Linked DNA regions of Homo sapiens: region 1 is linked to region 2. A link is a contact called in ENCODE Hi-C data. All regions are on one chromosome and are shown on one strand. Each heading gives the region's core, a stretch centred on a gene start or an enhancer-like site at or near the end of the contact. The rest is flanking DNA. Distances are from core to core; before and after follow the strand shown. Region 1 has its middle 58 kb from the start of XYLT1. Region 2 has its middle 400 kb from the start of XYLT1.

The links. A loop is a pair of places that touch in the nucleus more often than their neighbours do. Pooled maps may share reads with other maps.
Region 1: a loop to region 2 is called in a map with no recorded cell type, with 8 times the contacts of the local background. The contact joins two enhancer-like sites. A Hi-C loop is called at or near these places in 3 of 37 single-sample maps with no recorded cell type and 2 of 50 pooled maps.

The regions. Positions count from the first base shown.
Region 1 is chr16:17,525,275-17,533,120 of GRCh38, reverse strand. No RefSeq gene overlaps it. Among named protein-coding and RNA genes, the nearest start is that of XYLT1, 58 kb to the right of the region's middle. RefSeq lists an enhancer at 2,695-2,814. Within about 2 kb of position 2,985, at least 4 of the 41 ENCODE cell types and tissues checked have a DNase peak (open chromatin) inside an H3K27ac peak, as active enhancers do.
Region 2 is chr16:17,069,380-17,076,592 of GRCh38, reverse strand. No RefSeq gene overlaps it. Among named protein-coding and RNA genes, the nearest start is that of XYLT1, 400 kb to the left of the region's middle. RefSeq lists an enhancer at 5,188-5,507. Within about 2 kb of position 5,557, at least 10 of the 41 ENCODE cell types and tissues checked have a DNase peak (open chromatin) inside an H3K27ac peak, as active enhancers do.

The DNA of each region.
Region 1 (7,846 bases), core at 1,736-4,235, 460 kb before region 2:
CATGCACTAAGAGACAATACGTCCACAGATTTAACTGAATTCAAGATGATGCTATTTAGATAAGAGGGATGACAATAGTGGCAAAGGAATATAAGATGTCTTCACATATTCACATACACCAATACTAAGCTAAGAGCTTTACTGAATCTATTTAATCCTCACAAAACAGACAAAAAAACAAGGCAGGCATTAATACCCTTCAAAGATGAGGAAACTGAGGCTCAGGTTTTTAAAAAATCCTCAAAATCACACAGATGGTAAGCAGTGGTATCAGTTTTCAGGCTTCTACCCATATCTCTCTGGCTCTGAAGCACATGGGTGTAACCACCGTGAGATATTGCTTCTTGTGTTTGTCATATTGTCGTTTTCTTGCTCATAATAGGCTCCAAGTATTCATGGAAAGTTTCCCGTGAGATTTCCTTTCTCACCCCCACGCACCGACACCACTGGTGCAAGACAGCTTAGGAGACAACACTGTCCCTCCTGAAGTCTCCTAAAGGCTCATGCATGTTCTGTAGGTTTCTATGGGTGAGTTTGCTCTGGTTTTTATTTTTTAACAAAGCCATAAATAGTTGATGTGGTGAGGCTGACCACCCAGCCAGCTTCCCTCCACTCTTTGTGGTGGGTTTCACATCCCAATCTCTTAGGGCCAGAAGACATGTTTTAACCTGAAAGAAAATGTCTCAACCACAGAGCTTCTGACATGGGAGGTCCGTTCCTTTACTACGAGGCAGGAGTCAAAGTGAGCAGACGGGAAGGCAGAGAGTTGTGCATATCAGCTGGAACCAAAGTCTCACACTTATGCCCCCAAGCAGGGCTGCATTCCAGACATCTTGTCCTCTTTGGTGGCCAGGAATAGAGAGATAGGGTGGGGTCCATGTCAAGCTTCTGTTTGACAAAAAACAAACCAATTCAGGCTGGTATCAACGAAAAGGAAAAAAAAAGTATTAGAAGTTATTAGTGGCCAGGAGCGGTGGCTTATGCCTATAATCCCAGCACTTTGGGAGGCCGAGACGGGTGGATCATGAAGTCAGGAGATCAAGACCATCCTGGCTAACACAGTGAAACCCCATCTCTACTAAAAATACAAAAACTTAGCCGGGCATGGTGGCAGGTGCCTGTAGTCCTAGATACTTGGGAGGCAGAGGCAGGAGAATCACTTGAACCTGGGAGGCCGAGGTTGCAGTGAGCCAAGATCACACCACTGCACTCCAGCCTGGGTGACAGAGCAAGACTCCAGCTCAAAAAAAAAAAAAAAGGTATTAGTTAGTTCATAAGATCTCTAGGAGGTGGCATAGGGGATGGGACGGTGGCCTCCAAAAAGATATGACCATGTCCTAATCCCTGAAATCTGTAAATGTGGCTTTATTTGGCAAATGGGGTCTTTACAGATGGAAATAATTTAAAGGCCCTGAGATGAGGAAATCATTCTGGATTATCCACGTGAACCCTGAATCCAATGACAAGTGTCCTAAGAGCGAAGCAGAAGTCATTATATGAAATAGACACTTGCACATGCATGTTTATAGCAGCACAGTTCACAATTGCAAAAATATAAAACCAGCCTAAATGCCCATCAACCAACAAGTGGATAAAGAAAATGTGGTATATATAGATACTGTGGAATACTACTCAGCCATAAAGAGGGACAAAATAATGGCACTCACGACAATCTGGATGGAGTTAGAGACCATTATTTTAAATGAAGTAACTCGCGAATGGAAAACCAAATATTGTATGTTCTTACTCATAAGTGGGAGCTAAGCTATGAGGATGCAAAAGCATAGAAATGATACAGTAGACTTTGGGGACTTGGGGGTACATGGGGAGGGGGGTGAGGGATAAAAGACTACACACTGGTTACAGTTACACTACTCAGGTGCACAAAAATCTCAGAAATCACTACTTAAGAACTTTTCTTTCTCTTTCTCTCTCTCTTTTTTTTTTTTTTGGAGACAGAGTCTTGCTCTGTCACCCAGGCTAGGGTGCACTGGCCCAATTTCAGCTTACTGCAACCTCTGCCTCCTGGGTTTCAAGTGATTCTAGTGCCTCAGCCTCCTGAGTAGCTGCGATTACAGGTGCATGCAACCACGCCTGGATATTTTTTTTTTTTTTTTGTATTTTTAGTAGAGATAGGGTTTCACCATGTTGGCCAGGCTGGTCTTGAACTCTTCCCCTCAAGTGATCTGCCCACCTCAGCCTCCCGAAGTGCTGAGATTACAGGCGTGAGCCACCACACCCAGCCCACCACTAAAGAACTTTTCCATGCAACCAAACACTACACGTTTCCCCAAAACTATTGAAATAAAAGTAAATATTTTAAAAAATAAATAAAAATGAGATTTTTTAAAAAGTGAAACAGAAAGAGTCTTAATACCATCAGAAGAGAAGACATAGAGAAGAGAAGGAAGCCTGACCATGCAGGTAGCAATGAGAGTGATGCAGCCAGAATTCAAGGAATGCCAGCAGCCACCAGCAGATGAAGAAGCAAAGAAGGAATTCTCCCCTAGAGCCTCCAGAGGGAAAGCCACCATTGAGGGAAATGCCAGCTTCCATGGTGAAGGCTGGAGCAAGCAAGCTGATTGGTGGAAATGAGGTCACGTGCTTTTACCCTAGCTGCAAGGGAAGCTGGGAAAACTGGTATCAGCTTCTGCAGAGAAAGGTGGGAACAGAGACCAGGAGGATTCCCTCAGCATAGGTAGGTTCTGGGCAGTCAAAAATGAGGAGAGATGTTCTCTAGAGGTGGCTAGCAGAGCACATCTTCATTCTGCACTCTGACTCCTCCTATTAGTTGGAAATAACAGGGAATCCCCTGCTTCTCCAAGTCTAAGCAGCTCTGCAGCCACCTTGCTGGGTGAGCCAGGTCTCAGGTGTCTTGCTCCTGTGTTTCATGAACTATCGGTTTTGCTTGCCCAATTCCATTACCGTAGCAGCTGGGTTTTAGTTTTGGTTTTGTTTTTTTCTGAGTTAACTATTCTTTCGTTGTCAGGGCTTGCATCCTGTTGAAGGCTGCTCAGCAACGCAGGCTGTGTTACATGATGTGGCCTCACCACTCTCCCCAGTATCTCTCCACTGCTCCCTGGGCTTCAGCCGCACTCATTTCTCCCACTGCTTCTGGAATATTCCAGGTACCCTGCTCATCAGGGCTGTCGCTCACTTGCTCCCTTCTGCCTGGAATACACCTCCCTTCCACCTGCTATGACTTACTGCCTCATTTGATTCAGCTCTTTGCCCAAATGTCACCTCTTCCAAATGACTTTTCCCAGCTGCTTGATCTAAAACAGTAGCCCCTTCTCATCACTCTTCATCTTTTACCTGCTTTACTATAAAAGCATTTATCACTAGCTAGTATGAATTATGCATTTATTCGCTTATTTTTTTATTGGGCACTTTCCCCCCGCTAGAACACAAGTTCCATGAAAAGAGAAATCTTTATATTTTGCTTGCTACTGTATCCCTCGTGTCTAGAATAATTCTTGAAATGCAGGAGTTGTTCCGCATGTACTAGCGGAATGCATAAATTATATTGTCACTAATAGTTTAAATATTTCCCCTTTTTAACTAGGATTTAGTCATTTCTAGAAAATGATTCTTTCCATCATTCTGCCTGTCTTCCAGAGCCTAGCAGAGTGTCAAACTCATAATGGGCCACAGGGAATATTTATGGGAGGGATGAGTGAATGGGTGAGCACATTTAGACTCTCGTTAAAACCAAACACTTGGCAATAAAATGCAAGATTCTCAAGTTGCGATTTCTTCTAATGGTATTTCCCAACTTTAAGCTGGCATCCAATACAATCATTTCTGTCTTTCTAGAGCTGTACTCACACATATAGACAGCTTATATGGTTTTGTACGCATGGAATCTTATGCTAGTAAGGAGTGATAAACATTTGTCTACTTTGTATGTTTATTCATTAGCACAATCTCTTCCCCCTCCACCAGACAAGAACTGATGTTGAACACCATTCTGTGGAACAGATAAACAGGGATGGTTTTGGCTGGGGGCCCCGGTCATTGTCCACATCACCTACCCTTGTGTCATCACAACTCTAAGCTCTGGGTCTCTCTGGCAGCTTTGGAAACACCTGTATTGAGAAGAACAAGGAGTGTGTTTGTCTCTTTCAGATTCCACACAAATACCCCTTATTCCCTTTCTCTTCTTTTGTTGGCAATGAAGATTCTAGGGGTGTGTCCAGGCTCAGACAGCCTCACGGGAGGTTGCAAGCCTGGGTAGGGGAATGTGAGCAGAACAACCAAGACAGCCTAGATGGAGATTTCTGTCCTCATGGTTTAATTCCCTGTATTTCCTTTTGGCTCAATCTTGGGCCATTAAAGGAAGAGGCTTCATTATATATATGTGCGTGTGTGTGTCTGTGTGTGTGTATGTTTATTTTTATATGTATATATATAATTTATATATATAATCTGCTATGTACTATGTACTATATTACACATTGTATATACTGTGCCGTGTACTATTAGGTTGGCACAAAAGTAATTGCAGTTTTGCCACTTTTATGAGAAAAAAATGCAATTACTTTCACACCAACCTAGTATATTAGAGCATTATGTGGATCTCCACACATTGGATGGTAGGGATGAGTATCATACCTATTTTACAGATGGAGGAATGAAAGTTTCGAGAGATGATCGTATTTACCTAGGACCGCAAAGAGACAGAGACCTTGAAACTAGATTTGACTGTCAACCTCTACCTACAGAGGAAAGGAGGAGTGATCACTTCTTTCACAATCCATTGGTGTTTTTCACCAATTGCTTTTGAGAGTTCAAGATCCACGACCGGCAGCAGAACTCTCAGCCTCATTGGGCGCCCAGGGGCACTCTGGCAGGTCCCTGGGAAATGGTGCCCCAGCCTCTTGATTTATTGAGATTGCAGCTTGGCTGATGGCTGGCCAGCATGAAGTGCGTGCTGATGAGGAGGTGCCGTGGGCCATGTGGGCCTTGGAGGCTGCTCTGCCTGGGAAGCGGATTTTTTTTTTTCTGTCTCATGATGGATGGTGCTGGGACCTAGCCAGACAGTGTCAATCAATCCACAATTCCTGGGGACCTGCTCTGAGTCAGGCACTGTGCTAGGTGCTGGGGATACCCCAGGTTGTATGACAGCCAAGCCTTGCCAGGTCAGCAAATCGAAGGCTAGTTTTAAGCCCCAACTGCCCCTTTGCTAGATCCCTTCACACAGTGCATATAAGGGCAGCCTTGGTCCCTATTCTCATGGAGCTCCATCAAAAGGTGGAAAAATACACAAGCCTACTGAATATGTCATTTTATAAGTATGATAAGGAGGGCATGGGACTGTATAGATAAAGGAAACTGAGCCAGGTTGGGCAGCATCAGGAAAATCTCTCTAGAAATAATGTTTGCGCAACAATCAGAAAGATGAACAGGAGTAAATAATGTGGGTTGTGTGGATGTAGAAGGGGAGACACATGGGCAGAGGCTGGAATCCAAGCTGTGGGAAGAACTTGTGGGAAGCTGCAGTGTGATACTGAAGGTCCTGAGAGAAGTCTAGTGCAGTGGGGGCCCAGTGAGCAGAGTGGAGCGGTGTGTAACCCGAATAAGACCAGGCCACCTATAGTCCAGTCTTCATAGGACATTGTGCCAGAGAGAAACAAAACCCAGAGCAGAGCTAGGAGGGGTGACATGTGTCTTTCCTGGATGACTCTTAACAATACCAGACTAGGGACTCAGCAGTCAAATCTCCAAAATTTCTTCATCAGCCATTTCTTTCCCAGAGTCCTAAGAGCTGCTGTGGAGGAAACAAGGCTTTGACTGTAAATGGAGGATGGAGGAGGAAGGATGTCTGCATGATTCTCCTCTTTTTTGTTTTCATTATAGCTGAGTATTTTACCAACAAATCAGACCTTTCTTGCTCTTTCAGGATCAATCTGCTAATAACCCTCATGGAGTCTGCATGACAGATTCATTTCTCACCACTTCCTCTTTTCCCCATTGTTTGCAACTATAGCAGTGACAGATTATTTTTAAGTGTTCTTTTCTAACCTTTCTCATTAACTTGACATTGAAGGCAGGGTGCTCAGACCAATGTCCCTTCCCTAAGTTCTGGTTTTCCTCTCCTTCCTGCAGAAGATGAGGGAACTATATACACAGGGCCTTGGCGACTGTGTTATACAGATTGGACTTTTTCTTAAAAACAATAGAAAACCAATACAGGTTTGTATTTTTATTTTATTTTATTTCGAGAAGAAGTTTCGCTCTTGTTGCCCTGGCTGGAGTGCAGGGGCGTGATCTCGGCTCACTGCAACCTCCGCCTCCTGGGTTCAAGCAATTCTCCTGCCTCAGCCTCCCAAGTAGCAGGGATCACAGGCACACACCACCATGCCCGGCCAATTTTTGTATTTTTAGTAGAGACAGGGTTTCGCCATGTTGGCCAGACTGGTCTCAAACTCCTGATCTCAAGTGGTCCCCCCGCCTCGGCCTCCCCAAGTGCTGGGATTACAGGTGTGAGCCACTGCGCCTGACCCAGGGTTTTTAAATGTTAAATAAAAACATGTTTCTTTTTTTATACATTTTTATTATATATTGAGAAATTATAGGTGCATATATTTATAGGGTACAAGGTGGTGTTGTGGGTTTTTATGGTTTTTTTTTTGTTTTGTTTTGTTTAGAGACAGTGTCTCGGTCTGCCCCCAAGGCTGGAGTGCAGTGGCACATTCATAGCTCACTGCAGCCTCAAACTCCTGCGCTCAACCCATCCTTCTGCCTCAGCCTCCCAAGGAGCTGGCACTACAGGCATGCAACACCATGCCTGGCTAATTTTTTTTTTTTTTTTTTTTTTTTGTAGAGATAGGGTCTCACTGTGTTGCCCAGGCTGACCTTGAACTCCTGGCCTCAAGCAATCCTCCCATCTCGGCCTCCAAAATTGCTGGGATCACAGATGTGAGCCACTGTGCTTGGCCTGATTTTTTCATACAGTGTGGAATTATTTTAAACAGAGAAGAAATGTGATCACATTTGTGATTCTAAATGAGAATATTTCACCTTTCTCAACTCAGCATGAACTTTCCCCCAAGTCCAGCGGAAACTGTCTTTCCTAACACAGCCGACATCACTTCTCCTAAGTGGACACTGTCACGTGCTTGGCCCCTTGCTCTCTACCAGGTTTTTCAAGCTCAGCACTATTGACAGTCTGGACCTGTTCATTCCATCATGTGGCAAGCCATCCTGTGCGCTGCAGGAGGCTTAGCGGCGTCCCTGGCCTGCGCGCATTAAATGCCAGTAGTATCCCTCTCACTGTGACAACCAAAAATGTTGTTGTTTTTTTCTTTGTGAGGCAAAGTCTCACTCTGTCTCCAGGGTGGAGTGCAGTGGCACGATCTCAGCTCACTGCAACCTCCACCTCCCGGGTTCAAGCAATTCTCCTGCGTCAGCCTCCCAAGTAACTGAGACTACAGGCGCACGCCACCACGCCCACCTAATTTTTTTGGTATTTTTAGTAGAGACGGGGTTTCACCATGTTGGCCAGGATGGTCTCAATCTCTTGACCTTGTGATCCGCCTGCCTCGGCCTCCCAAATTGCTGGGATTATAGGCGTGAGCCACTGCTCCCAGCCTCAGAAATGTCTTTGTATTGCCAAATTGCCCCTGTTGAGAAGCACTGCTGCATGGTTTAATATTCATATTGTTTCTTACCATATCACTTACAATACCATATTCTTCTTACCATGATCATGTAAATGACATCTGTCCAGTATACACAGAAGGCTTGGTGTCTGTGGATATTGACATCTGGGCCCTCTATTTATGCCCTTGAGAATTTGTGTCTTTAATCAATAAAATTCAAGGTTCTTGCTCACCCTTCAATC
Region 2 (7,213 bases), core at 4,308-6,807:
AACGTGTACCTTCTCTCCTGTCCCCACCCACACAGAGGTCATTTCAGAGGAAGTGACTGAAATCCACATCTCACCAAGCAACGCGTAGGCTAGCATTTCTCCCCAGTTCACTTTCATTTCTGTGCTATGAGACAGCCCTGGCCAGATGAGGGAGATGTATGAAGCATTTGTCATTGAGGTCCATTGAATTTTATTAGCAATTTTCTCCTTTGTTAGCAATTTCACATTGCATATTAGCATTTGTTTTCATATCATATTAGCATTCATCACAAAAGGCTAATCCCATTAGCACTTTTCACATTGTATTAGAGAAAACAAATAATCGCATGGTGCCAATGCGTCATTGCAACAAGAATGGCCTTTTCATCTGCTGCTTTTCTGTTTATTCCAGATCTGCCCCACCCCTCTGCAGAGCTGCCTATAAATCGGGGAAAACTCACAGATTCTGACTCTATGAACCATCTGAGCTATTCCAGAATTGGGATTTGCCTTTCCAAAAATTTCCATTCATTCGTGAATGTAGTCAATATTTATGGAGCATATACCTGTACTAGCTGTTTCACTAAATGCTAGGGACACATATCAAACAAGACTGTGAAAAATGGGCAAATAATGTTTTCTGCAACTTTCGGGAATATATAAATAAATTGCAAGAGATTGTTTAAACAAACTTTTTTAGAGCACTTTATAGTTGTTCAATTGTCAACAGCATTGACGTGCCAATTTCAACGCTTTTTTTTCTATCATGATCTGTTCATTATAGCAGGTTAAAAAAAGGTTTTTGTTTTTGTTTGTTTGTTTGTTTTTGAGATGGAGTCTCACTCTGTTGCCCAGGCTGGAGTGCAATGGCGCGATCTCGGCTCACTGCAACCTCCACCTCCCAGGTTCAAGAGATTCCTCTGCCTCAGCCTCCCAAGTAGCTGGGGCTACAGGAATGGGCCATAACACCCAACCAATTTTTGTATTTTTAGTAGAGATGGGTTTCACCACATTGGCCCGGCTGGTCTCGAACTGCTGACCTCAAGTGATCCACCCACTTTGGCCTCCCTAAGTGCTGGGATTACAAGCGTGAGCCACTGCACCTGGCTTAAAGGTTTCTTAATAGTTACTGCTCTAGGCTGGGCGCAGTGGCTCACACCTGTAATCCCAACACTTTGGGAGGCCGAGGCGGGTGGATCATGAGTCAGGAGATCGAGACTGTACTGGCTGGCTAACACGGTGAAATCCCATCTCTACTAAAAATACAAAAAATTAGCCAGGCATGGTGGCGGGGGCCTGTAGCCCCAGCTACTTGGGAGGCTGAGGCAGGAGAATGGCATGAACCCGGGAGGCAGAGCTTGCAGTGAGCTGAGATCGCACCACTGCACTCCAGCCTGGGCGACACAGCGAGACTCCGTCTCAAAAAAAAAAAAAAAAAAAAAAAAAAAGTTACTACACTAGACCTCTAGGGCAACATTCTGTTAGCTTAGTTAGAATGTCTGGTTGGACCTAAAAGAAATAACGTATTTCATAATTCAATATATTTCATAATTCAAAATTTTCCTTAATCTTGATTTGTTTCTGAACAAGTGAGGTGTTTTCAAGATTTTGAGGTTTACAAACGTAGATCTTCAGCACATGCAAAGAAATTGTTTTTGTTAATTTTAAAAATGCCTATTTTTCAGATCATTCTCAAAGTAAAACTGACCACCTCTTATCTAATTAATCTCACAGATTGCTTATTAGGTTCAGATACTGGGATTATCAGCATTTCTGGTAAATCCCTCATTTTCCAAAGGAACAACTTTTGGAAACTTGATCTTTAGTCCTAGGTACCATCTGCAAGTCCCCACAGCTAGGCAGATGACGCGTGAAGATGGGGGAAAAGACTTTGTAAACTGTAAAGCTCTCTGCAAATGTGTAAGACTGTGATTCTGAAGCAAGCTGAAAACTCATGCTCAGGGAAAGCATGAAAAGGGAGAAGAGATCTTAAATATTTTAGTGTCAAGGAAATCTTCAGTTGTCTGGTGAAGCCTAGGGATCTCATCTCAGAAAAAGTGGGTTTTTACTATGCATAAAGTAAAATGCATAGTAACTCAGAAAAAAACCAATTATATTGAACTACAGTTATCACAATATTTTTAAGTTGTGATAAACTAATATATGAGGTTCTTTTAAAAATTTATCATTAAAAATATCTTTAAAAATTCATCATGGAAAACATCCAACATAAAAAGAATAAATAGAATAGTATAATGAACCCATGCACCCATTTCCCACCTTCCACGATCATCAATATCCTACCATTCTTTAAGATGTTGAAATCTCCAATATATGCAAAATTTACATTTACAATACAAATTTGCCCTAGTGTTCTAGTGCAGTAACTGTTAAGAAACCTTTAGAAGATCTGCTATAATAAACAGATTATGATGGAAAAAAGCATTGAAATTGGCATATCAATACTGTTGATGATTGAACAACTATAAAGTGCTCTAAAAAAAGTGTTTAAACATGGCCTTGCAATTTATTTATAGATTCCTGAAACTTGCAGAAAACATCATTTGCCCTTTTTTCATTGTCTTCAACGTAGGGAAAATTTACATGCGAGTCTGCAGTTCTGAACTGAACAATTTTGACAAATGGATATGGTTCTGTAACTCACACTTCTAAAGAAATGGGAAATCTTTCCATCCCCCCAGAAGACTCCTTGTTTCGTTTCTTGCCAAGTGTGCTCCCTCATTAATTTACTAAATAACAAGAACTAATGGTGTGTCTGAAATTAGTGTGAATTTGAAGAAGTGATGAGCATTAATACTATTTTGAGATGTCTCTAGCAACTGTAAAGAGATAATTACTTTTTGTTATCTGTTGATAACAAAATCACAGGTAAATGCTGCTACCACTGGGGTTTGTTGGTTAAATTTATTACATGTGCCAGGTACACTGCTGAGCACTTTGCATATATGTAACTCTGGAAATTACTGATAACTATGTGCACCACTCCCCGTTTTAAAAAATGTGGAAACTGGGGTCAAATTAAGTAATAAGCCCCAGCTCACCGAGCTCATGGGCAGTGCTGCTATTAGGATAGAAACCTAAGAATTTAGAACACCTGGACTCTGATTTGGACTCAGTCATTAGCTATGTGATCACAGTGAGATCCTTCTCTCAGTGTTTGCATTTTTGACTGCCAAAATAGAATTCGTAACACCTCCCTTCTAGAGTCATCATGATGATCCTGACGCTCACTAAAGAGTCTGGTAATTTAGAATTCAACGAAATTGTCTCCAACTCCCAACCAGAATATGACTGGAGCCCCACATCTCTCCGAGGTTCCCTAGAGGGACAGGAAGAGGGGACCTGTGTCTTTCCTCATCACATGTGGCTCCAACTTCCTGGTTTCACTAACACTGTTGGAATGGGGGCTGGGGACTGGAAGAGATTTACTGGAAACTTTAATCAAGGCCTGTTGCCCAAGGAGTAGCCAAAGAAGAGGGTGTACGTGTAGTTTATTTCCTGTAACTTTCTTTTCCTACAACTCAACTGTAGTTTGGGGCAAGGTTTTCAATGGGATAGGTTGAGAGTTAACCCTATGACCTAGAGTTGTTGGTGGCAAGTTCTGAAAGTCTTGGTGTTTAACAAGTTCCTCAGGTGATTTTGATGCACAGACATCTTCTGTGAAATATTCAGAATGGTTTTGGCATGTGTTAGAATTTCTTGCGGGCTTCTCAATGTCTAGCACAGGGCTTTAGGGTTCCCAGTAAGTTATTTTGAGATGGGATGTTTTGTTCACTGATGTAGCCCCAGTGCAGTGCCTGGGACATAGTATGTGCTCAATAATAATTATTATTTTGCTTCAATCGAATGACTGTCCTCTTTGAAGAACTTTATAAAGAGATCACTCATTATTTAAACACAGACAAAGGTAAAGAGAAGCTTGGTTCACAGAGATCATGAAGTTGATGATGATGATGATAGACAGTTACTGAACTAGAATGATTCTGGGGCCCCAATTCTTTACCTCTCTTTGTGTTCACACCCTTACTATAAAAATTTGCAATTACTTCAACAAAAGGGAGGGTATGCTTTCCCAATTCTTGACTTTGGGCTCAACTTCGTGACTTGCTTTGGCCAATGGGATATTAGCAGATATGACATGGGATAGATTTGAAATGCACTTATGTGGTTGGGCATACCCTCTAGTGACTAACATCATCACCGTGAGAAGCACTTTCCCTTCAGCCTGAGTCCCAGAATAATCACAGAGTCATCCTATCCTGCAGCAAAGTAGATGCTTATTCACTGCATGCCACTAAGATTGTGTGGGTGTTTGTTATGCAGCACTGACCAACTCATGATGGTGATGGCAGTGACTTTAATAAATATATCCACCTCCATTTTTACAGAGTAAGTTTTAGTAACACAGAGGAGACACAAACTACAAGGGTCCTGGGTTGTGAGGTCTGACTTGGCTTAAATCCAGGCTCTACAACTTACTGTGAGATTAGGACTCGTCATCCCAATGTCCTCATCTCTAAAATAAGAATAGTGTTTATCTTACAATGTAGTGATGAAGAATACATGAGACGATGCCTATTGGGTGCCTGATGCAGAGTAAGCACTCAACAAAACCAGAAGGCAGGGAGGGAGGGAGGGAAAAAAGGAAGGAGGGAGGGAAGGGGGGGAAAAGCAAAGGGGGAGGGAGGTAAAAAAGGAAGAAGGGAGGGAGGAAGAAAGGGAGGGCCAACAAGAGAAAAGGGGAGGGGAGGGGAGTGGAGGGGAGGGGAAGAGAGGGGAGGAAAGGGGAGGGGAAGGGAGGGGAGGAAAGGGGAGGGGAAGGGAGGGGAGGGGAAGGGGAGGGGATGGGAGGAAAGGGGAGGGGAGGGGATGGGAGGAGAGGGGATGGGAGGAGAGGGGAGGGGAGGTGATGGGAGGAGAGGGGAGGGGAGGGGAGGGGACGGGAGGGGAGGAGCGGGGAGGGGAGGAGCGGGGAGGAGAGGGGAGGGGAGGAACGTGGAGGGGAGGAGCGGGGAGGAGCGTGGAGGGGAGGAGCGGGGAGAGGAGAGGAGAGGAGAGGAGAGGGGAGAGGAGAGGGGAGAGGAGAGGAGAGAGGAGAGGGGAGGGGAGGGAAGGGCAGAGGAGGGGAAAGAGGGGAGAAAAGAAAACATTTTTATGCAAACAGAAAGTTCACCTGCAATTGAGGGCAAAAGTTCACAGCTCACACTTCACCTCCTCTCAGCTCTGTTCACCCAGCCTAGACTCTAAGAAGAATGCCATGCCTTTCTCCCTGCGCCTCCCGAGGCACCCAGCATTTCCAGGAGTCCCACGCCAGGTGTTTCATGCTTTCACAAGGCTCTCTTCCTTTAAAACCTGTTGCCACAGGAATAGAGCTTCCGTACTCACAGTACTGGCAAAAGACCGGCAGAAAGAATAAAGAGGGGAGAAATCCACCCTCCTGTATTCTCGCTGGGAAATTACCCTTAGCCTTTGATATATTAAAATTGAAGAGCTGTAAATGCCGGTTGCCATGGCGACGTTTTGCATGCCATCCTGCGATTGGTGGCGTAAGTTCACTTTCCTTGGGGTGTTGCAGCCTAATTAGCTGTTATTTTTGTCAGTGTGGAGGAACAGCCCACACTTGCGGTTTTTGGCGGTGATTGCAGCCCCTGCAGACTCAGTTAATTTTCACAGACTACAAAGAGAGAAATGACTGGGCCCCAGTCAAATTTATAGTCTCGGAAAAGTTGCCAATGTTTAACTAAGAGTCAGAGAAAATGTTAGAGTACTCCTCAACTACTCTGGCAATTTCGGGGTCTCTAGCAATCGCAAAACTTATTGGGGTTGGATTGGGGATAAAATAAGCAGTAGGGCCCGGCACAGTGGCTCACGCCTGTAATCCCAGCATTTTGGGAGGCTGAGGTGGGCGGATCACAAGGTCAGGAGTTCGAGATCAGCCTGACCAACATGATGAAACCCTGTCTCTACTAAAAATACAAAGATTAGCCAGGCATGGTGGTGAGCGCCTGTAGTCCCAGCTATTCAGGAGGCTGAGGCAAGAGAATCACTTGAACCCGGGAGGCGGAGGCTGCAGTGAGCTGAGATCACACCACTGCGCTCCAGCCTGGGCAATAGAATGAGACTCTGTACCAAAACAAATAAATAAAATAAAATAAGCAGTAGTTAACCCAACCCCAGACTCAGTCCTTTGTTCCTGGTTCCAGCTACCTCTGCCTCTCCCGCCAGACATGCGAGCACTTGTGAGTCTGTCCTCGCTGGAATGTTTAGCGTTGCACCGCCATCTCCTAGATGTGGGTACTACACACTAACAGTATTCAAGCAAGGCTAGCAGGGACATGTGAACGCCATTTATTTGATCCACTTCTCTATCTCCACACCCAAAGATGACATAATTATGCCAGCCCACTTGGTAGATCCAGCCAATTCCCTAAAGACCTCCAGGAAAGGAATTCCATGTTGCCACAAGCCTGAAAACCAGAAAGCTGTCTTGCTGCAATTCAAACCAATTTGTTTGCAATTTTGATTATTAAATGGTCTGAAGTTAACTTTGTATTATAATATGAATTGTTCAACTCAAATTCTTTCTCAATTTTTTTTTAAACTATCTACCATGTGTTTTTGAGAACTGAAGGATTCCTTCTCTCTAGGAAAGAGAGAAGCAGATTTTGCTTTGCTAATAATTTGGGTTTCATTTTTATGACTAAGCTAAGCCCTTCCTGAGGGACTGGTAGTGGGGAGAAATTGACGTGTGTGTGTGCGTGTGTGTGTGTTGAGGGCTCAAGAACATAAAGGATATGGAAGAAACTTGAGGTTAATTTAAAAAGAGGGGAAAAGTAGAAAAAACACTGGATAAAGGCCCTAGATGCCTTGAACCTAATCCCAAAAAGCTGTCTTCAGAGGTATAATGGGCACTGTAAAATCCCTCTTTATCACTCTGCTTCTCTGTGTACCCTTCTTTTGTTTGAAGCGTTTACCCACGTTGTGGCAGAAGCTTAAAACTTTCTTTCCTAGAAGCTTTTGCAGAGAGGGCAGAGGCGTGTGGCCTAGGGTCCACCATTCAGTCATATCTGTGTGAGACTTTTCCTCTAGTTCCCACACAGAATCTATCCCAGAGAGAGGAGCAGTAGGAATGTCCAGCTTCCAGAGATAACAAAGGCAGAGATCCCTGCAATAGCATCCCATACCCAGTGCTGGTTCCCAGAATGCAGTTCCT